3 separate regions of the Mus musculus genome follow, and regions 1 and 2 are each linked to region 3. Evidence: chromatin loops called from intact Hi-C (ENCODE). Cell type or tissue: heart. All regions are shown on one strand.

Region 1 (8,000 bases), 610 kb after region 3:
CACAAACACACACACATACACATAAGACATGTTGAGGTGACTATAGGTTTGGTGTGGCTCAGGTGAGAGGCAAGGGCTGTGACAGTGTCTAGGTGTTAAATGGCTGGCACCGGGGAGGGCTGCTTTGGATATGATCGGGCCAGAAAAACACTAGAACGTTCAGGCACTCTACACGAGCATTCGGAGCACGATGGACATAGCATTTATGAAGAACAGTGCAGGAGCACTCCCAATTCTCTCCTCAGGTGGAACAGTGTGCCATGGTTGTGTTTTCAAGATGAGAACTTTTACTCAGGCTGGCTCCTAACACTAAGAAATCCTCCCAGCAGTTGGGATTATAAAGATGTATGACTCTGTCTGGCTGAAGCTCTGAATAAAGTCCTTGCTCTCCCCTCCATCCTTTAACCTATACTTTAACTACACAAGGGAGAAAGAATCTGTGTAACGGCGGCTGCTTACTACAATGTGGTTCACTTGGAACACGAGCATGTCTCTTTTCCTTGTCTCTGGGCTGTTTCCCTTAGGTGTTAGCTGTTTAACTTTGCCATGACAATGGCCTTGTGGTCTTCACTGGGAGTGGCAGTGATACAATCTATGGCCCTGCACATGTTAAGCACATATGAGAACTACATTTCTAGCCTAATTTCCATGATTAACCCCTGAATTCAACTCAGAACAAAGAATGGTTCATAAAAATGCATAACAATCAAAAAAGAAAAGTACTGCCTAAAGTGCTGAGAAACTTAAGCTGTCCTCTACTGTTTCTGTGAGCTGGTTAATTAATAATGTTTTCATACAGAGCACTGTGACTTGTCTTAAATGTTATGAAATCATCGCCTCACTTGTATTACTCCTCCATATTGGAGCCTGCATTAAAGGCTACTCTACAGCAGCACTGGCCTCAACACTTCATAATCTGCTAAACCTCCGAATCACAGTTAGGATGTTTCTTTCTGTCAGAGGTTTTTACTCTATGAAGCAAGGATGGATACTGTTTTCAACTCTCTGTTCTTCCTAAGAGATAGATCAGGGGGCTGGAGAGATGGCTCTATGATTAAGGCCATGCTTTGCTCTGCAGAGAATCCAAGTTTAGTTCCCAGTACCTACATTCATTGGTGGTTGTCTATAAGACTCAGCTACAGGGAATCTGATATCTCTGGTCTCTATGGACACCTGTACTCATGTGCTCAAGACCACCCATAACTAAAAATAAATAAAAGCTAGGTAAGTACTAGTGAACTATCTGTTCATAGCCAACCTCCTTTCTTGCCTATGGGCTACATGTTTATCAAAGCATCTATCTATCTTTGCCTCACAAGTATACCGGACTCAGAAAACCCCTTATCAAGTATAAAAGGACTAGGTAACTTCCATCTACACAAACTCTTTCCATTCTACCATGCTGAGGTGCCTCGAACACAAAGAGAAAGCAACTCCCTGCAATTTCACATGGCAACAGCTAAAGAGAAAGCAACTCCCTGCAATTTCACATCGCAACAGCTACGTAGTGAAATGTGGTTACAAACACTACCATCAGAATGTAACTGACGGGGAGATAGACAGACAGACATGAATATGACATAAAGTAGAGGGGCTAGCTGGGGAGAGGAAGAGGGTGAGTGGGAGTGGGAGCAGGAGTGGAGAGGTGTATGTTTATTGACATAACTGTATATGTATGAAAAGTCGATATGAAACCATTATGTACCCATTGAAAGACACTGTATGAACAAAGAAACATGGAAGTTAAATTATGATAAAATTCCAACTTTCCTTTATTTATGAACAATAGTCAGATTCATTCACAACAAGCCATTTGATCTAAGAGAAAGAATTTGACAAAGGCTGTACAAAAAAATAAATGAAATACTGAATAAATGGTGTTGGTTTACAGACATGATATGGAATGCTTCATGTATAGTCAGATTATTTTACCCAGATACAAACTCTAAACCTAATAATATATGTGTTGGTTTCAGGGGTGTATCTCTTTTGTAGTCCAGATGTTAAGATCTAAAAGTAAGACAAAGACCTCTAGCTTCTACAACTAAAAAAGTACTCCACTTTTTCCTGTCTAGCTCTAATAGTTTCAATTCTATATTGAGGAAGAGCCCAAATTATTTGAATGAATTATTCAGCAACTAAACAATAACCTAAATGCATGATCAGCAGGTGTAGCGCTGCACGCACTGCAATTCCAGCCCTGGAGAGACTGAGGCAAAGGACGGCTGTGAGTTCAAGACAAATCTAGGCTCCATAACAAGACTGTCTCCTGACTGATTTCACAAAGGAGCCAAATTCTTAGCTGTTACACAAATAGCATGAATATAGAGCTTGAACCAATCTCAAACTATCAAATGTAGAAATATGGTACAGTCAGATTTTTTGTTTTGTTTTTGAGACAAGTTGTATGTAGCCCAAACTTCCCTGTAACTTTGGGTGATCCTTCTGTCTCAGCTGCCTGAGCCCTAGAATTACAACCATGAGCCACCATGCTTGTCTACAAACATTTAATAACTGGCCTGATTTCACTCAAAGGAAGAAAGAGGCTGGGTCTGGTAGCACATGCCTTTCTTTAATCTTACTCAAGAGGCAGAGGCAGGTGCATCTCTGAGTTTGAGGCCAGCCTGGTCAACATACCGTGTTCCAGGACAGCAAGAAATATATAACAGACACACACACATCCCTTTTGTTTGTAGATGTGTGATAATATGCTTATCTAGTATACATGACTCACACAAGTAAATTCTCAATAAATTCAGCTTGGATAAACCTGAGGTATCAGGTTCTCTTTAACGGACAATTTTTTTTTGTCCACTCTTACCCCCCAGCCTTCCCACATTCATACCTTAAATGCATTTAAAGTACATTTCAGAAAAATGGGAAATGACAGCAATTTCAGAGACATCAAAGCTTCTGCTCATATAGGTGGGAGGAAAACAAATGCCTTTTTTTTTTTTTTCCCTTTTGTTTGGTTTTTCGAGACAGGGCTTTTCTGTGTAGCCCTGGCTGTCCTGGAACTCACTCTGTAGACCAGGCTGTCCTGGAACTCAGAAATCCACCTGCCTCTATCTCCCAAGTGCTGGGATTAAACGCGTGTGCTACCACTGCCCGGCAAGAAATGCCCTTTAAAATGCATGTCAATAATCATTTGTCTTCATGCCGAGATTAAGGGATTCAAGGTAAGATGTTGTAGCACAAATGTGTATCTTCAAACCTAGGAATCAGGAGCAGAAGAAAGTTTTGGGATAGAGGGGGCTATGTAGTTAACCTAGAAACGAGGTATTTCAGAAAACTATACACGTAGCCAAGGCTGGCTTTAAACTCCTGACTTACCTCCCTCTCCAAAGATTAAAAACCTGCACAAGGACACCTTGCTAAGTATGTTTAAAATTATAAGATGCCCAACTGTTTAAGTTTGGCCTAAGATGCATGTAATGCATTTAGAATACTCTCCTGCCTCAACACTAACAACTCCGGTAGATAAAAGTAATCCAGAATATTCAACAGATGAAGCTGACCGTTAAATCTAAGAAACAAATAAGATACACTTGGCTCAAATTTTCGGTTCTTGGAAAAAAAAAAGGCAATCTAACTTTATGTTGCTTTAAACCACACCTGGTCTATCGAAAGGAAGCACAGAAGAAACACTTCACTACAATGTATCTTAAGCAATTTGATGATTTGAACAAGGAAAACCTAAGCTGTTACTTATAATAGGGAAATCACAAAAGACATGGAATTTTCAAAGAGCTAAATGCAAAGACTATTTAAAAGGAATATTTTTAAATAGTCCTTTTCGGCAAAAGGAATGTTTATGAGCGAGGAATAGGCGAAGCCTGTGTCAAGTTATTCAAAGATAGAAGGGAGTTTTCAGAAAGCTACAATAGTGGAGTCGCTCGACAGGAGCAGCCAGACCCTTCGTTCCAACAGGCACCCAACGGCTGGGTCTCCGGTTTCCGCGGGTCATAAAAGAATAACGGACACACTTCCAACGGTGAACCCTAGGCTGCGCGCGCCGCTTCCGCTTGCCGCGGTCGCCTTCGCGCGCCGCCCACCGGCACGCGACCAAAGAGCCCGTGGCAGCACACGGTCGGCTACGCCGTCCGTGCCGCTACCGCACGAGACCCCGAGTAACGAGTAAAGGCAAAACGAACGGGAAACCAAAAATCAAGCACAGGCGTTTCTCGTCAGAGCAGACTTTATTGCGGCCACGCGGCCGCCGGTCGCACGCCCCGCCGGCAGCACGCCAGCCCCAGGCGCGCGCCCCCCTTCACCCCAGCTCGTTACCGTGCGCCTGGGTCGCGCGGAAAGTTCGCCGGCTCCCGAGGCGTAAGGCGCAGCGCCGACGCCCCACTCCTGTCAGCGACTGGGGCCCCGGAGCGGCACTTTTGTCACTGTTGCACCGCGGACGCCGGGGTTCGCGCGACGCCGAGCGCCGTAAGGCGACGGCGGCGCGGAGCTGACGTCACGCGCCGGGGGGGCCAGCCAGCGCGCGTGCGGGCCGCCACGCCCCCTACCCCAGCGGGGGCCCCCCCAATCGGGAGGACCCTGGTTGGGAGTAGGCGGGGCCCCGGCGCCTCGAGGGGCCCTGCGATTGGTAGCGAGGGAGGAGCGAGAGCCGGAACAGCGAGTGGGGAATCGGGGACGGGGCGGGGCCGAGAGCCCCGCGGAAGTCTCGCGAGGCCGAGCCGGAGCAGAGTGTGGCGGCGGCGGCGGCGGCGAGATCTGGGCTCGGGGTTGAGGAGTTGGTATTTGTGTGGAAGGAGGCGGAGGCGCAGGAGGCAGGGGGCAGCGTAACGCCGGCCCGGAGGGCGGGAGGAGGCGCGGCCACAGCCAGGGCAGGCAGCCGAGGCGAGGCGAAGGCAGGCGGGGAAGCAGGACAGGCAGCGGCCGAGCGAGCGAGCGAGCCAGCGCGGGGCGCACCGATCTCGGGAGGCGGGGAAGCCCCGCGGCCGCCGCGCCCGCCCCTTCCCCCGCCGCCCGCCCCCTCTCCCCCCGCCCGCCCGCTGCCTTCCTCCCTCTGCCTTCCTTCCCCACGGCCGGCCGCCTCCTCGCCCGCCCGCCCTCCCTCCCGCAGCCCAGGAGCCGAGGCCGCCTGCCGCGGCGGCCGTGGCGGCGGAGCCCTCAGCCATGGCCTCGGGCGACACCCTCTACATCGCCACGGACGGCTCGGAGATGCCGGCCGAGATCGTGGAGCTGCATGAGATCGAGGTGGAGACCATCCCGGTGGAGACCATCGAGACCACGGTGGTGGGCGAGGAGGAGGAGGAGGACGACGACGACGAGGACGGCGGCGGCGGCGACCACGGCGGCGGCGGGGGCGGCCACGGGCACGCCGGCCACCACCATCACCACCACCACCACCACCACCACCACCCGCCCATGATCGCGCTGCAGCCGCTGGTGACGGACGACCCGACCCAAGTGCACCACCACCAGGAGGTGATCCTGGTGCAGACGCGCGAGGAGGTGGTCGGCGGGGACGACTCGGACGGGCTGCGCGCCGAGGACGGCTTCGAGGACCAGATCCTCATCCCGGTGCCCGCGCCGGCCGGCGGCGACGACGACTACATAGAGCAGACGCTGGTCACCGTGGCGGCGGCCGGCAAGAGCGGCGGCGGGGCCTCGTCGGGCGGCGGTCGCGTGAAGAAGGGCGGCGGCAAGAAGAGCGGCAAGAAGAGTTACCTGGGCGGCGGGGCCGGCGCGGCGGGCGGCGGCGGCGCCGACCCGGGGAATAAGAAGTGGGAGCAGAAGCAGGTGCAGATCAAGACCCTGGAGGGCGAGTTCTCGGTCACCATGTGGTCCTCGGGTGAGTGCAGGCGGCGCGCCGCCGCTCGGGATGTTTTTGTTTTGAAGGGAAGCCATGTTTTATGTGTGTGATGGGCGCCGCCATCTTCTCCGCCCGGGCAAGTATGGCGGCCCCAAAAGATGGCGGGGGCGGCGGGCCGCGAAGATGGCGGCGCGGGGGAGGGGCGGCGCCCGGCTAGGCCGCAATGGCGTAGTTTGTGCGAGCGGAAGCGGGCTGGGGCGGCGGGCGGGGAGGGAGGGGCCAGCGCCCCTCCACGCCCGAGCCAACGGACGTGCGGCGGGGCCGGTTGAGGGCGCCGCCCCGCGCCGGACCACCCGCCGGGCGTTGACAGGGCCGTGGCGCAGGGCGGACGCGCGCCGCTCCCCCGCCGTCCCCCGGGGGCTGTCGGGGCCCCGCCCCGCTCGGCTCCGCTCAGCTCGGCCCCCTCGGACGCGAAGCGTCTCCCCGAAGCCCTTCCCGGAGCGGGCGGCGCATAGCCCCGCCGCAGCTGCCCCGCGGTCACGCTGGCCCAGGCCGTCGCCGCTGCGGGGCGGGACTTGGGTGGCACGTAGGGCGCTCGTGTGCGGGTTCGGCGGCCGTTGGAACCTGTCACCCGCGCTGCCAACGCGCTCCTCGCCTGATCGACCTAGAACGGGAGTTAGGGGAAGGAAGAGCCACAGCATTTCAGCGGCCTTTACGCGTTGTGAATTTTGTTTTTTAAGTCGTGGGCCCTATGCAGACAGACTGGGCTGGTTTACACAGCTTAGGATATTTGCCAACAAACTAATAAAAATCGCTTAGTTATCAGTATCTCTGGTCTTGTTTTCCCCCACGAAAAGAATAAAAAAAGTGGATAATTTGTTTTACTGATTTAATACGCCTTTTAGCGAAAGTCAGGAAGCCTGTGTAGGGCACCGAAGAGTTCCTTCCCCGCATGAGTAAACTCAAGGTAGAGCCCTGGAAAGGCTGTTGTTGACTGTTCACTTTATCCTAGTACTGTGTTAACAAGCTAGTCAGCTTTATTGTTAAGAAACTACTACTAGACAGAATAATCTCACCATACCTAGTTCATGTAGCCCTAGTGATTAAATTTGATGAATTTGAAAGCATAACTTGAGCCTTGATGTGTAGTTTATTAAAATGTTAAAATTTTGGGAAACGAGTGAAATAGATGAAAAGCTAATCTATGGTAGTATCCAAGTGACGTAAGCTTGATGGGTCTGTGGTTCAGGAAGGAGAAGAGCGTCCTATAGAAATCTAATAGGAAGTGCTCAGGGCGCTGTTCCTCGCTGAATGAATCCCTGGTTATTATCTGCACGGTAGGTTATCAGGAGCTGTATGCTATGTAACTAGCCAGTCCCTAAAAGTTATCCAGTGCCTTCAACACATTTTTTTGGTTGCTAACGGTAGTTTGCATGCTGAGATCTTTAAAAGCTTGTTTTTTTCACTTTTAATAAGAGTGAAATTAAGGAAAGCAGGTTTCGAACTTTGGATGAATTTACCACATTTGGAGTACCGAGTTCATTAACTATATAAAAAACTTACGTTATAAAATAGCTTGATTCAGATGTTTGACATTAGATCTTACCAAGTTGTTAGTTTGCTTTTCTAGACAGAAAAACACTTCGTCAAGTGTGGTGTTGATGAATCGTGTATGTTTAGTTCAGGGGAGAAAGTGAAGGGCCTGGCTAAGGTGGGTTAATTGACAATTTAGTTGGCATTTAGTCTTTACTTGTGTGACTGGCTGCTTGCTTACAAGGGCACGTAGAGCAGCTTGGGGGCATTTTGGTAGCTATTTCTTCAAACCCTTAATTGTCTAGTGTGTTACTGAGTAGTCTGCAAAAATGGTGCTTATCAATATTTGATGTCAAGAGCAAGGGATGGCCTATTTCCTCAGAAATGTCTTGTGGTAAATGATCCATCTTCCTTGCCTTTGTGGCTTGCACTTATTACCAAAAAGAAGCTAAGTGGTGTGGTCAACTAACTATGTGTGTCTCAAGTTCAGATTCTGCAAATAATTTAATCTTCAGAACTAAATTAAGACTGCAATAAGTGAAGAAATATAAACAGATTAGCTAAGTTAAGTGTAAATGTGTCTTGTATGTTGCTGTGGTAGGAATAGACTTCACTTGATCCCAGGCTTGAGTTGCAACTCCACAGTATATATAAGTTTATTAAATTAGTGCATTAGATTAATTAAACTAGGATGCCA
Region 2 (8,000 bases), 620 kb after region 3:
TCCATCTTCTTGATAGACTTGCTATGACTGTTGAGCTCAGCATTCTTTAGAACCATTAAGCCTGGTGGAGAATACCTCATTTCATTAGGTTGTTGATTGATGTTCTGGCTTCAGAGGTACAAACTGAAGGAAAGATTTAGATTCTGTAAAATACAATAATTTGAGAGTGAGGTTGCATGTGAGTGAAAGTTTTACCTTTGAAATTGTACTTGAAGGTTTGGTGATTGTGGTAGAGGTTGTTCTGGGATGGAACTAAGGGTTCCATATGTTAAATCTTCAGCTTAAAGTCTTTATGTGAGTATGTTGTGCTGTGCTGAAAAATATCACCAAGTATAATTCCTGGAATCTTATTGTTGCTTTATTTATACCTCTTATTAAGGCCCTTGAGAGGCAGGGAGAGGATCTTGGATTATCTAGATGGGCCCTAAATATAATCACACCAGTGTCCTTGTAATCACTTGAAGGAGTCAGAGGGAGAGGAGCCTCAGCCAGGAGGTGATTAGGAAGCAAGCCGTTATGAATTGTGATTGTGTAGGGGTCATGAGCCAAGGAATGTGGTAGCCCCTTACCCCCAACCCCCAGCCTCAAGAGGGAAAATCCTCATAGTGACTATAACTGATCTCCAGGACTATAAGCCACCATTGGAGGAGTCTACTGGGTATGCACATTTGACTGCAGATGCCTGTCAGATCTGTTACACGGTGCAAAATGTGCTCATCCCCAAAATCTGAGGCCTTAATCAGGAGGGAGGAAAAGAGAAGCCAGAATCTGTGCTGAGAATAGTGGCACACACCTTTAATCCCAGCAGCACTTGGGAGGCAGAGGGATCTTGGTGCGTTCAAGGACAACCCTGGTCTACTGAGTTCCAAGACAGCCAGAGCTACATAGTGAAACTCTTGTCTCTCCCTCCCAAAAATATTTTGTATTCAACTCCCATCACATTCCAGATAGAATGATTAGCATTTTAACATGCTACCAATCTTGTAAAGTAGGTTCTTATTTTTTAATGGGTGAAGAAACTAAAAAGCTATGAGTGGTGGATGTATTGTAAGAACCAAAGGCCTTGGGAAATAGATTTCATTCTAGTGTTGGAGGAGAAATGATCATGAGAAGAGGCAGGGAGAGGAAAGTTTATTACATGCCCTATATCAGGCACCAAAAAAGAACTGTGAGAAAGCCTGTTTGGTTGGTACACATTGGGTAGAAGAAACTCCCTTTTGACTGGTAGACCTTGAGAGCTCTCAGCCTTTGGGTGTAATGGTTTTAGTGAGGACTTAGTAACTAGAGGTTGTTTTCAGTCCCTTGGTTTACTTCTCATCAGACTGGAAAGGTCATCCTTGGTAAGGGGATTGAATACCATCAGGAGGGACTAGTCTACATAGCTTTCTGATTTTGGAGTAGTATCATGTACAGGGAGTGTGGAATGTGGATGAATGGCTCAGCCTCCCCCTCCCAGATGCTGTTGGCTGGACTTGGTTTCTTCCACAGCTGTATCTTGGGCGCTTAGCTCTGCTCTGGTAGTTCTGGGTCATCTGTATCTGGCCATAATGTTGGTGTAGAAATACAGGACGGGCAGTTTTAGCCTGCCATTCTCAACAAGGCACTCTTGCCACTGCATTCCTTTTCAGTCAGTGTCTTAGGGTCTTAGCCTTTCCAAATAGGCTGTGGTCTATTACCCTGTCACATCTGGTCCCATGCCAACTTTGTCTAAAAAAGGAGACTCAAGCAATGAACCACTAATAGGCATGCCCGACCTTCAGCCTGAGGACTATATATATATATATATACATATATATATATATATATATATCCTACTATTGCAGTGAACTGGCCTAACACATTTGTAAGTTGGTCTCAAAAGATTGGACATGTCCTCTTAATCTTGTGCATTAATTTTTAAACCAGCATTAGTTCATTTACTTCCTGAACATAATTTGCATTGGTTTGTGTACGCTATCACCTGTTGTCGTTTGCAGAAATCAACATTGTATTTGACATTCAAAGTAGATCAGCTTACATTTTTTCGTACTTTGGTTTTCAGTATTATGAGATTAGAAGACTGTAATAATAGCCAATGCAAAAGGTTGTATGTGATGTGTGTGTGTGTGTGTGTGTGTGTGTGTGTGTGTCCCTGTAACCAATCCTAGCACTTCAAGGTGGGGGCTGGAGGAATATAGAGCAGGCCAGCATGGACCGCATAATAAGAGTCTGATGGGGGTGGGGGTGGTAAGGGACAGAACAAGGGACTGGAGAGATGGCAGCTTAGCAATTAGGAGCACTTACTGCTCTGGCAGAAGACCCAACTTCGGTTCACAGCATAAGATGTAGTACAGGCCATAAGGCAATACAGGCCATGCACTCCTGCTTTAGGCTTCCACTGTGTCTTTCGCCCTTCCTAGCTGTTTGATCTCCTTTGCAAATTTTTGTTTTTCCATTGTTGGAATTAGGGGGTGGCTCTAGGACCCTTCTCCATTTTCAGTGGGTGTGTTCTTTGTTTCTGTGGCTATAAATGAAGTCTGTGTGCCAATGACTGGCACTATTCTCTCCAGTGTAGATTCCTTTTTATTCCCTGTCCTTGCTTCTGACAGCCGGCATGGACATCTCAAAGCAAAGAGAAGCTAGATTTCTTCCCCTACCCCCTTCTCATCATCTCTTCCCCACTTGGCTAACTCAGCAAGTGACACCACCATCCTCCAAGAAATGTAACTGGTTAACAAACTGGTTTAGTCCTCTAAACGAAATCTTCAGTTTTGTAAGGATCTTCTGGAAATTTATTCGTTTGGTACTAAATCATATTTCTCAGAAATTATTCCCTTTGCAAGTAGAAAATGTATCACTTTAATCCTCTTTTCTCTGAATAAAATCTTATCATGTAGGTCAAGTGTCTGAAGGGCCAGGCAATGACAGTTTTTGTGGGTTTATGCTCTGTTAGAGCCAATCAGATCCACCTGACCTTGCATCAGAAAAGTAGCCATACAGGACCCCTGAGGAAGTGGAAAGGATTGTTTAAAAACAAAACAAAACAAAAAAACCTTCTGTTTATAGAAGTGGGGCACTTTTTTAAAAAGATTCTTAGTTTTTACATGCAGGTATGTACGCACAACGTAGGCGCAGGTGTCAGCTGGGTCCAAAAGAGGGCATCTGATGTGGGGGAGCTGGAGTTAGCAGGTGATTGTGAGCCATTGGGGGTGGAACTCAACTCCAGGTCCTCTGCAAGAGTACAGGTTAGTAACCTCTGAGCGGCAGCTCTCCAGCTCCTTAATCACTGCTTTGAGTTTAAAACAAAGTCTCATATGTAGACCAGGCTGGCCCCAGACTCACAGCTTGATCTTCATCTGCCTCTTGAGTGCTGGGATAAAAGGTATGTTCCACCCCACCTAGTCCCACCTTGATTCTTGACAGCCTTGAACTGGGACTTGGATCTCAGCAAGTATGTTAGACCCATTTCAGGTGAGCCCCAGGAATCGTCATCTTTTCTGCTTCCCCAGAGCTGGGGTTCCACATGCTACCCTGCCTTTGTTTTTACATGGGTGCTGGAGAACAAACTCAGACTTGTAGAACAAGCATTTTATTCCTGTTTCCCCGGCCTTTCTATTTTTTTCCTTTTCTTTTCTTTTCTTTCCTTTCCTTTCCTTTCCTTTCCTTTCCTTTCCTTTCCTTTCCTTTCCTTTCTTTTTTCTTTTCTTTCCTCTTCTTTTTCTTTCTTTTCTTAGATTGATTGATTGATTGATTGATTGATTTATGTATTATATGTGAGTGCACTGTAGCTGTTCAGACATTCCAGAAGAGGGCATCAGATCTCGTTATGGATGGTTGTGAGCCACCATGTGGTTGCTGGGATTTGAACTTTAGGATGGAACCTTCAGAAGAGCAGTTGGTGCTCTTAACCACCGGCCAGCTCACCAGCTCCCTCCCCAGCCTTTCTTTTGGGTTCTTTATTATACTCTTGAGTATAGTAAGAACTGAGTCTCAAAAAACAAAAAACAAAAACCAGTGTTCTCTGGGCTGGAGGTGTGACTCGATAGAAGTGTTTTCGTCATTTAACTTCCCTCTCTAGAAGTAAGTGTGCTCCCTGAGGGTAGAGTCTGTATTGTTTCTGGCCACTGTCACCAGTGACAGGCATCTATCTTCACTTGGAACTAATACAAGAGTTAGTTTAGGCTGAGAGTTCTCACTGGTGTATTCCCTGGCTGGCTCCAAATTTGCTTTGTAGTTGAATGACCTTGAACTCCCTCCCCCAAACACCTCCCAGGTTCTGATTTATATACTTGTGGCATCAGATGCAGGCTGTGTGGTACTGAAGACTGAACTCAGGGCTCATGCTAGATGAACACTTGATCCACTGAGCTCCATTCAGAGTGTTGGGGCTGGGGAAAGTGGAGCGGAAATGTAGCTTCCCTGCTACATTTGTGTCTCTGTAAGGTTAGGTTTTGGTGTGCTACTGTATGGTGAGAGACTAACGTTGCTAATAGGTACAGAGCAGGCTGTGAACTTGTATGTGCCAGTGTGGAGTCCCAGTTGATGTTTTAATTGATACAGCCAGTCAGCCTTTTTACACCTGCTCATCCATCCATAGAAATGTATCTTTATCAGTGCATGGATGTATTGTTGTGGTCTTCCTATTGTTGTGGTCTTCCTACTTCCTAAGAGACACTTGTGCTTGTTTACAACCAATAAATAAAAATCTTTCTTTCTCTCTCTCTCTCTCTCTCTCTCTCTCTCTCTCTTGGTTTTGGTTTTGGTGGTGGTGGTGTTTCGACAGGGTTTCTCTGTGTAGCCCTGGCTGTCTTGGAACTCACTCCATAGACCAGGCTAGCCTTGGACTCAGAAATCCGCCTGCCTCTGCCTCCCGAGTGCTGGGATTAAAGGCGTGCGCAATTAGTGCCTGGAAATGTTTCATTTTTGGTATGTCCTTTTCTTAAGGGGTGGAGGGTTTGCCAGGTTGTCAGCAAGATGGGCTCAATAGGTAAACTGAAAAACCTGAGCTCCCTGCTAGGTCATATGTACAGGAAGGAAGGCAGTCTGAGTTGTCCTCTATCTTCATGTACATCTTGCCCTTGGGTCCCTGAATTTTTGTTTACAAAATAACTTTTTTTTAAGTTTATATCTACAACTTAATAGTTAGCCCCAGATAAATTGCTTAATTTTTGCACACCTGAATTTCTTCTCTGTAAAATCAGAGTGTGTGGTAATTCCCTCACTTGGTGGGGAGTGTGTAACGATGAAAGTGATGCTGTATATAAACACTGGGTAAAATGGACCTGGACCTACTGTTACTTACGTCAGAGTCCTAATGTAGATTTACATTATATTCTAGAATAAAGCTGTTTCACACCTGTGATCACAGTACTTGGGAGGTGGAGGCAGGAGATTGAGGCTAGCCTAATATAGACCAAAGTAAAGAAGAATAGAGGGAGGAAGGGAGTGAGGCCCAGCAGCTGGGGAGTATGAAGGGAAGGAACCTCCCCAGGTGTCCTCGGCCTTGGCACCCACACTCACATGCACAGGCCACGCAATAAAAATAAAGTGAATGGGTTTGGTTTGGTTTTGGTTTTTTGAGACAGGTTTCTCTTTGTAGTCCTGGCTGCCATAGAACTTGCTTTGTAGACCAGGTTTGTGTTCAGGTTGGTCTTGAACACAGAGATCTGCCTGCCTCTGACTCCCGAGTATTAGGATTAAAAGTGTGCAGCACCACTGCCCCTCAAATAAAATGTTCTTAAACAAAATAAAACTTGTTCTTAAAAATACAGTGATGGAAGATTAGAGAGGCGTTTGGTTTTGTGTCTCCTTTGCTTTCCTCTTGGAGTGACTTGTGGTGATTGCATGCCTTGGAAGAAGAATGCTCTTACTCCTTTCATGTACTAGTTTGTGAAATGGGTAAAAGGCAAACTGAGAGAAGCCAGTTAGACAGGGGTAAACCTGGAGAATGTATGACAGTACACTCAGAGAGAGCTAGCTGCTTCTGCTAGGCTAACTGACCACTAATGTGAAGGAAGGTCTGCTGCTCTTGACTTTGAAGGTTTGGGTGACTTAGGAGTTCCAAAGGATTGAGGACACACAGTAAATGGTTGAGAATTAAAAGTAGGAGCCATAAATAGTTACTTATGAGGATTCCACTGAAAAGCTTTTATTTTACTCAATGTGTTTATATAGTTAAGATGATCAATCTCATGTGTTTCAGATGAAAAAAAAGATATTGACCATGAAACAGTGGTTGAAGAGCAGATCATTGGAGAGAACTCACCTCCTGATTATTCTGAATATATGACAGGCAAGAAACTCCCTCCTGGAGGGATACCTGGCATTGACCTCTCAGACCCTAAGCAACTGGCAGAATTTGCCAGGTAAGTTGCAAGAACCTTTCTTTCTAGACTAGGAAGTGCCTGAATCTTTCCAGCTGTATTTTGTTGTTCCCACATGACAGTGGTGGTTTATATTCTTTCTCTAGGGACAACTCTGAAAACAAAAGCAAACGGTTTTGGTGATAGCTGTGCTGTTGATGTGTGAAGGGCAGCATTTTAGATGTTTGCAGATTGTGAGATGAGGCAGATGCTCTCTGGTTCTACAGCTGGTGTTGCCTGGGAGTGTCACATCACCTTTGTATCTCTTTGTTACAATGTGTCCAGGTTTAATCTGGACACTTTAACCACAGAAGGAATTTTCAGCGGTTCATGATTTGGTGTGATGAGTGTAGTAGCTCCTGGTGTTAAGCTGACTGGTGGGACTTCTGTGGCCTCCCAGGCTGAGATCTGTTCTGAGCAGTCAATACCTGCATTTATTGATACCTGTGTATTTGTTTTGCCTGAAATAGGCTGGGGTCCTATAGAAGTCTCTGCTGTTTATATTAGTTTTTAGTGTTGTGGTCATTTTTTATGAGGACATGGTGGGGGTAGGAGGTGTACAAAAATGTAACATCTTCAATAAGGTGGAATTGCTAATAGTGTATCGTCTGCCTTCCTTGCCTGAGGTGGAGCAGAGCCATTTGTTTCATTTGTCATGGCTTAGCAACAGTGTGTCTGTTAATAACACTGTTCTCCAGATTTTGTTATGTTCCAGTTATATTTCAGGTACAATTATGTGAATGATGTATTAAGCACCCCCCCCCCAAAAGCTACAAACGGAGATTACATTTGTAATGTACCTACCAGTTTGGCAGGAGGTATGTTTTGGGGGCATACTGAATCAAATCCCTAAAGTTAACCGGCTCTTCCTTGCTGCTTAGAATTGGATAAGGACACAGAGATGGGTAGTGATGTCTGCAGTATGTTGTAGACATGTTGGTGGCTGATGTACGCCTTGATGAGCCTAGAGTTTTAAGACAGTCTCACTGTAGCCCACTATGACCTTGATCTCAAAATCTTGCCTCAACCTCCCAAGTCCTGGGAGTATAGGTGTGTAACTCCATACCTGGCTTGAACCTAGTGTTTTGATAAATAAGAAACAGGCTTCCGTGTTTCAGGGCGTGCACATTTTCTACAGAAAATACAAATGATGTACAGTTATGCTGGGAATTGGGGTGCTTAAAGAAAATGAATGTAATCAAGGTAAATTTGAATCCGGTTATTTAGGTCCATGAATGCTGGCAAAAGATGTGTGGACTTTTTGTGGAGAGCAGCTGCTAGAGACGTGAGTAGGGAGGAAGAGTTTTGTTAGTTGGAGAGGATTACTTTATAGCAGAATCCAAGATGGGTCGATCCCTTTGTGTACGGGAGAAAGCTTCAAATAGAAGGCTCAAGCTAGAAGAGTAGGGTAGATAGAGTAGACATTAGAGATGACAAGAGGTAAAGAATGTTTTTTGTGTGTCTGGTTAAGGAAGACAAAAGGCCACCAATATCCACCTGATTACATCATAAACTCATATAGACTTGATGTTTTTAGGAAGAAGTTAGAAGGAAGTCATGCTAAAATCAAGATCTTATAGAAGTTCTAAGATGGGGAGTTTTGGGGAAACCCTTGTGTTTGGAGAGTAAGAGGAAGCAGAGAAGGCAGAAGAGAATTAT
Region 3 (8,000 bases):
CAGAGGACGTGCATTTGGTCCCTGACAGCCACATCTGGCAGCTCACAACCACGTAGTAAATCCAGTTCTAGGCAATCCTTTTTTTTTTTTTTTTTGACCTTCATGAGACCAGGAATACATACTTAACACACACACAACACACACACTAATTTTTTAATCAAAAAATTTAAAGAATCAAAAGGTTGTTAGAATGTTTAACCAAGAGAGAAATTACTGTAGAATTAATATTTTTATTTCTAAATGATTAATAACTCCAATCTTAAGGATAAGGAAGAGATAAAACGAAAACCAATGGAAGAAATCAATTTTGTGAAATAAAGTAGCAAAGGTGCAAACCAGAAACCCTGAAAAATAAGAGACCTTTACTATAATTAATAATCTCAAGTGGTGAATACAAACCAGAACGAATTAGTCTCATTATAGTAGAAGTAAAAGGCCACACAGCAATTCCAAATATCCTCCTCTAACAGAAAGTGAGTCCAAACATAATAGTGAAAATCATGAGCTAATTGAAAAAGCAAATACCTGGCCACAGCTGCTCTTTGCAGCAGAACAATATATTCACTGTTGTGTTAAAATAATCTAATTGTAACAAATGGTTCCTCTGCTTCTTTAGAACAACACAGCTTGCCTCCATTCCCAGGACTTTGCTCTAAGAGGAAACACACTGAAATTCGTCTGCTCCAGGAAAATCACCAGGCTCAGTAGCCAATAGCAGGCCACCACTTTCTCAAGATGGGAACTTTCCAGCAAACTACACACAACAAACACAGTTCCATTTCTAGCAGCTACTTCTGAGTCAAACTGAGACAGACTCTGTAAGTAAAACAGTTCAGAAACTTGGAAAGCCTCGCTCGCCCTGCTTGCAGGGGCCATAGTGTATTTCACTCACAGTTTTACAAACATTCCATCCTCACAGCATCAATCAGTCCAATGTTCCATTGCAGATTCAGCCACCAGCAGGTGGAAATAGGTAAGGGGACAGACAAAGTTCACCACTACTGAACATATAATACAAAGCTCTTCTGGTGACTACTCCCTGAAGGACACAATGTGACAACTATTTGCATGGCAGAGACATTGTAATAAGTACTGGAAGCAATATACAGACAACTCAAACCTTGAGAGAGGTTAGTGTGCAAGTTAGATGCAAATACTTCCCCACTGCATATAAGGTCTGAAGCAGTTAAGGGTGGGGATAAGGACAACCTCTGTGGACTGGGGACTCTCCTAGATTTACTACAAGCAAACCTACTCTATGTGTTCCTGGTGCAACTATGTTGAGCACAGTCATCTTTAACATTCTCTTTTAGGTGATCAAGATTTAGGTTACTGACTGTTCACCACAGTGCTGAACATAGAAACAGTTTTCTAGTGGTTGACCTATGGAACAATAACAATAAAAAACTGAATATTGCCTCCTCATTGTCTTATAATCACATGGCTTCTAAAGAAATGGTTTAATCATCTTTAAATTTGGCCTAAATATGCATCACATAAAAAAGATAGTCAATGACAATGATATGTTTGTACTGAAGATGGAATTCAGGCCTTCTCACACAATAAGCAAACACTCTAACACTGAGCTAGATCCCCAGCCAGTCAGGGTCTCTCACACAGTCTAGGCTAGCTTTAAACCTAAGATCCTCCTGCCTCAGGCCCCTGAGTAGCAAGGGCTAATGTTAGCTATGCCACAAGGCCCAGCTAACAGCATTTCAGTGAGAATTTTACTGGACATTTATAAACAGAAAAGGAACAGAAACCCTCATTGCTAGAACCCACATCAGCACAATGTTTGGATCTTCAAGTCCAGCATAGCTCCACTGAGATGTTTGCACAGTGAAAAAGGAGGGAGAAATAGCAACTACTTCCCTCCAAGGGAACTAGAGTTGCATATCCAGATATTAGTAATATCTCAAAAGAGAAAGGAACGCACGGTAAAAAGAAGGTAGGGGCAATAAAGACCAAGGTTGTTTAGAGTCCCAGTAAGATGTTCTTTTTTTCTGTAGCTTTTCAGAACTTGGTTTTGCAAACTGTTTTCTTAAGCCCTAGAAAAACTCCTTCCCAAATGGCTGGAATTCCACCAAAATATCAATCATGGCGCCCCAGAGACCCATCTATAAAGTGAGCCTCTACAGGTAGGAGCCTACATACACACTGTAGGTTCCAGTGAGTCTAGACAAACTTTTTAACTTGGGGAGGAAATGTCCTTTTATACTGCTGTATTTTAAGGGTGCGTTCACTTAAAACTCCCCAAGACTATCACTGTTTAAAACTCATTTTAAAAACACCCTCAGCATCGCCTTTGAAAGGGAAATGGGAACAGTATCACATATGAAAAACCCACACTTTCAGTGTCCAAGTCTGGTTTTAGTTTTTGTGTGTTTTTTGAAAGGGTCTCCCTATGTAGCTCTGGCAGGCCTGAAACTCCGGATTCCCTGCCTCAGCCTTCCTGGATGCAGTTCTGTTACATCTATCAGTAAAACCTCAATCTTCTAAGGGTCTGCAAAGGCAAGATGGCTGTCAACATCCTGTTCAAATGTGTTTACTTCGGTAACAACACCGTTTTCGTTTAGAAATGGATTACAGCATGTCCCGAGTCATCTTTACGCGTGCACCCCTCCAGAAACGCACCAACGTCCTCTCCCGACACGACGCGGAGGGGGTGAGGCCCCTCGGCAGCCAGTGGCGCACGTCACTAATCAGCTCCTTCTCCAAGAGTGGCAGGCGGGGAGAAGAGGCAGAGTCGCATGCCCAGGCTGCAGCCGCAAGAAGGAAGAGTTGAAAATCGGAATGGCAAACTCCGAGAGCACGGACCGCTTCTCTCTCGCAGCGCGCTCGTCGCGTGTGGACCTCGGCCAGGGGCGCGTGGGAAGAAACCTGACCTATTTTCTACGCCCGCCTTTGCGAGCGGGCAGTGGAGGACAAGGCGCGGGGGCCGGGCTCCCCGTGGGCAACAGAGAGCTGCAGAGGGGCCTCGGCCCCAAGCCGCGTGCGCCTGCCACCGGAGGAAGGAAACCAAGGCTGCAGCCCGCCGCACGCAGTCCCAGCGCCCCGCGCGCACTCCGGGCCCCGGCCGTACCCGAGGGCGGCGCCCAGGCCGCGCCCAGGCCGCGCCCTGAACCTGCCGCCTGCCCCCGTCCCGGTGGAAGAGGGAAGCTGCAGACGCTCGCCAGTCCCCTCAGGGACCGGGCCTGCCGGGCCTCGGAGCCCACAGCCTCCCAGGCCCTGAGAACTCGGTCGCGGCCGAGCACCGGACCTCGGAGTCCGCACGCTCGGCCTCACCTCCTTAAGGAGCGGTGGAACCCCGTCCCCTCAGCCCGCGGGCCGCACGCGGGTGCTTGCCGTCCGCACTCACCTGCCCGCTTCGTCTTCGCGCAGCGGCGGCGCCACACTCCGGCCGGGACCCCACCGTCCGCCTCAACCAACCCCCAGGCGGCGGCGGCGGCGGTGGCGGCGGCGGCCGGACGGGAGGGGCTGGACGGCAGCCAGAGACAGCCCCGCCGCCTAGGCCCAACCCGGCTCCGCCCGCCCCTGGGCCCCGCCCACGGGCCGCCGCCGCCGTTCATTGGCCCGCACCTAACACGCCTCGGCGCGGCTCCGCCCCGCCGCCCATCCGCCCGCCAGCCAGGGTGCTGATCAGCCATTGGACATCAGCAACCGGGGCGGAGCCGTATCCGAAGACTCGATTGGTTAGATCTCGCGCTGTGATTGAACGACGGGAGCCCTGGCTCCGCCTCCGGGCCGAAGTTCCGTTAACAGGTTCGGTTGCTCCCGAACTCCCTTTCGCCAAGGGGGTGGGGCGATGGGAGGGTGTGTGCGAGTGTTTCCCCTCCCCCTACGGGCCGCAGTCCACAAGGCCGCAGGGTAGGCGGAGCGGCGACTGTTGACTTGTTACTTTTTTTCTTTTTTTTAGCTTTACTTTCTTCTAATTGGTTGACAGGCACCTGACTTTCGCCGCCCCCTCCGGCCGCTTCTTAACGTCCCGAGACGCAGGGAAATGACGTAGTTCCCCGACATTCCACCTCCAAGATGGCTGCTGTCAGGAAGGAGAGACGTCGCTGAGGGTTTTGCCTGAGGCGAGGGGTGAGTATCTAGCTGGCCGCGGGCAGCGCCGCCCACCGTCTGCGCTCCTGGTGGTCCGAGGAGGGTATTTTCCAGCTGCCTGGGTTCTACGGAAGAGTCCGGCTTCCCGGATTCCACCGCCCTCCTTGGAATCCCTGATGCACGTTGAAATTAGCAGGCGACGCGGGGTTGGCGGCGAGGGAGCTTCGGGACAGGGTCGGGTCCTCTGGGGTGCGCCGCTAATGCCTGGAACTGGAAGCTGACCTCGCAGAGGAAAGTGGTTGCGGTTTGGGGGATTCCTAGCCGAGGAATAAAAGGGTGGCGGGGCTTACACGCACAGACCCTGCCTCAGACCGACCCGGTCACCCACGGCTTGTGGATCCCTCTGTTAAGTAGGATTGAGGCTTTGGAAAGTGTTCCGTGACTCTTGAACCACGGAACTCAGGTAGGACCAGGAATGAAAAGGGACTTCCTCGATAAGACTCGTTCTTACCCAGACGTCATCCTCTCCTGAGTGCTTGTTTGCCTCGGTGTTAGGGGAACTGATCTTTATTAAGTTGAGAAATAACATGTATATGTTAATCTGAAAACGTTTAAGCAGTTTAACCTGCCTAATGTATTCTTGGTGGTGTTCTTAACTTTGGACTACCAATAAAACACAGCTTTCCATAAGTCACTCAGTGTTTAAAATCAGTTATCACAGACTGGCTGTCTTCCTACGTAACCCTGGCTGGTGTGTAGCTCTCTCTGTAAACTAGGCTGGCCTCCAGCGCAAAGATATCTTCCTGCCTCTGCCTCCAGAATGCTGGACTTAAAATTAAAAAGTCATGTGCCATGAGTCTTAGCTAAAGACTGGCCTTTTAGGTTTTAAAGACAAACCTCACACAGGTGGTATCTTGATATATGTTGTTTAAAGAATAATTGGCCAGCATTTTGCAGTTGTGGGTGTCTTTAACTTTTTTTTTATGAGTGATTCCATGAAAGTGTAGTGATTTCAAGCCTCAATACCTAGAACATTATATGGCACTTAGTAAACTATTGCTGAATGAATGATAATAGTTGAGAAATAGTAATGTTGATAAACATTTTGATTAAAATTGTTAGTGTCAGTTGGGTGGTAGTGGTGGCTCACATCTTTAATTAGAACACTTGGGGTCAGGGGCATGCAGATCTGTCTGAATTGAAGGCCATCCTGGTATACAGATCAAGTTCCAGAACAGCCGAGGCTACATAGAGAAGCAGTGTCCCAGAAACCAAGAGAGAGAGAGAGAAGCTGTTAGTGTTGTCAAAATCTGTTTGCTAAATAATCGATGGCAAGTCAAAAATTGCCCACGATAAATAAAATTGGTTTTAGGTGTTTCCTTTTTTTGTAGGAATTTCTTAAACAATAGCTAGTTAGGTTAAGTCTAATTCGTATTCTTAAGAGCAGATACATTACATAGCATTTATGTTGCAGAGTAATTTCAATGTCACGTAACTGTTGAGAGCTTTTGAGAAGTACTACAAATACAGTTAACGATGGAGGACTGTGATAGAGGCCAATCCCTGTCTAGAATCTTCTTAAAGTATAGATCAGCTATCTCTTTGATGTAAGAACTGATTAATGATCCAACTTCTGATAGAAAAAAGCTAAGTGATACAGATTGCATTCTTGTTGATAAAGGGTAGAACCAGGGCTGGAGAGATGGCTTGGTAGCTAAGAGTACTTGCTGTTCTTTCAGTGCACATGAGTTTTGTTCCTGAACACACATGACAGGCAGTTTCTGAAAACCCGTAATCCCAGCCACAGATAATCCACTCCTCACTACTGGCACCTATATACATGTGATTTACATAGGCACATATAAATGAAAAAAAATCTTTCTAAAAATACATATAAAAAAACAGGACTGGAGAGACAGCTCTGTGGATAAAGCATTTTTTATACAAGCACAAAGACCAGAGTTGAGATCCCTAGCACCCATATAAATAGCTGGACCTCATGGCGCACCTCTAACTGCAGTGCTACAAGGCAGGAGGATCCTATTGCATCACTGGCCGCCCAGCCTACCCTGCTGACCTTTCTCCAGGTTCCGTGAGAAACCCTATCTCAAAAAGTAAGCTTGAGGAAGATGTGCTTATGGCGTCCTCTGGCCTCTGTGTATGCCACGCAAGAGACCACAGCCTCATATGTGCATACACCAGAGTTTATTCCACTATAAATAGAGGGATGCTGAACATAAGGACATTTAGATTTCAAGCCGTATATGTGTCCTAGATAGGATGCAGTTCACTTGATTTTTGTTCATATTACTAACCTAGCCTTGTTGATTGGCAGGTTGATGTTGGCCTGAAGAAAGATCTTCAGAGGTAAGCTATGTGGTTGTAGTCTTGTCCTTATTCTGATTGATATTTGAATCAGAGAAAACGTATCTAAGAACCATGGTTCTTTCTGTTAGAATAATGCGTCAAAAACTAAGACTGTATACTGGGAGCTGGAGAGATGGCTAAGACTGTATACTGGGAGCTGGAGAGATGGCTCAGTGGCTGCTCTTCAGAGGACCCATATTCAATTCTTAGCACCCATATGGTGGCTCACAAATGTCTGTAACTCTAATTGCTGCAGATCTGACACCCACTTGTGGCCTCCAAGGGTACCAGGCATGCACATGGTACACAGACATACAGGCAAACAAAACACCCATCCCCCTCCCCAAGAAGAACTTTCTATGGAATGTAGTCATTAAAAGAGAAAAGGTGCTTGCTTCTCTTGAACAGTATTCAAGTTTGGTTCCTAGCACCCAAACTCAGGTGGCTCACAACCACCTGTCAGCTCCAGCCTCTGGCCTCTACTGGTGCCTGCATATGCTCACACAGAGACACATAGTTTAAAATCTTTAAAAGAATTGTGCTTCTCAGGTTAATAAATGAACACAAAGTATGTAGCAAAAATAAGTAGCATGCTAGGTGACCCTGAGATTTTCTTTTTCTTTGCAGTGCTAAAAGTGTACTCTAGGTCCATGACATACTAAACAACCATTGTACCAATAAGTGACACCCTTAGCTCCACAGTTTAGAGGCAGAGAGAATATGCTCATGCTGGCAAACTGTAGCTTAATAAAAGATGGCCATGCTTACAGACTCAGCTGCTATAAGATGAAGAAGACCTGTCTTGACAAAAGTGCTCTGCAAAGCCTTGTTGCATTTACAGACACAAAGTAGTGTATAGATTGAGGAAACGGAGTGTCTTAGGCAGAGTCAGTCTCTTTGGCTCTATTAACCTGAAATTCTTAGTGATAAATTCTGAGACTAAGAAAGCATGTGACTTGGTTACTACAAAATTTTGAACTGTGACTGGATCATAGCTTCATAGCCAACCAACTCTAACTCAGACACCACCCTCACTCCTCACACATACACAAGTAAACTTTGAAATTAAATTTAAAATATATAATAAAGTAATATAAGATATTTAAAATTTTAAACAAAAAAAGCCAGGTATATGGGGGTGCATACCTATAGTCCCAACACTTGGGAGGCAGAGAGGTAGATCTCTATGAGTTGGAGACTATACTGGTCTGTTCTACATAGTAAGTTTCAAGATAACCAGGGTTGTGTAGAGAGACCCTAGAAGGAAAAAAAAGAGAAAAAATGATGTAAGCTATGGTGGTGGACAGTTGTAATCCCAGCACTTGGAAGGCTGAAACAGGAGGATTGTGTGTCCTGGGCCAGCCTGGGCTTAAGGTGTGGAGCTGCCCCAAGATCCTCTTTTAGGAGCTGCTTCTCCCCCCGCCCCCTTGTCCAGCTTTCCTTTCCTTCCTCCTTAGAGAAAGTGCTTCCTTTCCATGTTGATCAATTTCTCCCACACTCGTCCCTCTCCCTCCCTCTCTCCTTCCTTCCTCCTTCTTTCTCTCCTCCCTCCTCTCCCTCTCTCTCCTCCTCCCTTTTCTTCTCCC

What was found. Peaks named below come from ENCODE experiments on the same cell type or tissue, not always from the same donor. Only the 100,000 strongest peaks of a DNase experiment are listed, where the experiment ranks them.
Region 1: a loop joins it to region 3, with 3 times the contacts of the local background. A loop is called at or near these places in 5 of 42 quality-filtered maps.
Region 2: it touches region 3 in a loop (2.7-fold over the local background); 6 of 42 quality-filtered maps call a loop at or near these places.

What each region holds. Positions count from the first base shown.
Region 1 is chr12:108,788,283-108,796,282 of GRCm38, forward strand. Yy1 (YY1 transcription factor) reads left to right here and starts at 5,015. Exons shown (of 5, transcript NM_009537.4): 1 at 5,015-5,809. The coding sequence starts at 5,131. In heart, CTCF peaks have their summits at 4,007 and 4,784; DNase peaks (open chromatin) are centred at 4,069, 4,629, 5,349, 6,199 and 1 weaker place; H3K4me3 peaks cover 4,932 bases; H3K27ac peaks cover 3,555 bases.
Region 2 is chr12:108,800,298-108,808,297 of GRCm38, forward strand. Yy1 (YY1 transcription factor) reads left to right here. Exons shown (of 5, transcript NM_009537.4): 2 at 6,182-6,344. Among named protein-coding and RNA genes, the nearest start is that of Yy1, 11 kb to the left of the region's middle. In heart, no CTCF peak of the experiment used is centred here; no DNase peak of the experiment used is centred here.
Region 3 is chr12:108,175,795-108,183,794 of GRCm38, forward strand. It overlaps Setd3 (SET domain containing 3), which reads right to left and starts at 3,490. Exons shown (of 13, transcript NM_028262.3): 1 at 3,359-3,490. It overlaps Ccnk (cyclin K), which reads left to right and starts at 3,944. Exons shown (of 12, transcript NM_009832.2): 1 at 3,944-4,086; 2 at 6,383-6,414. In heart, CTCF peaks have their summits at 3,377 and 4,110; DNase peaks (open chromatin) are centred at 2,897 and 3,767; H3K4me3 peaks cover 3,578 bases; H3K27ac peaks cover 2,534 bases.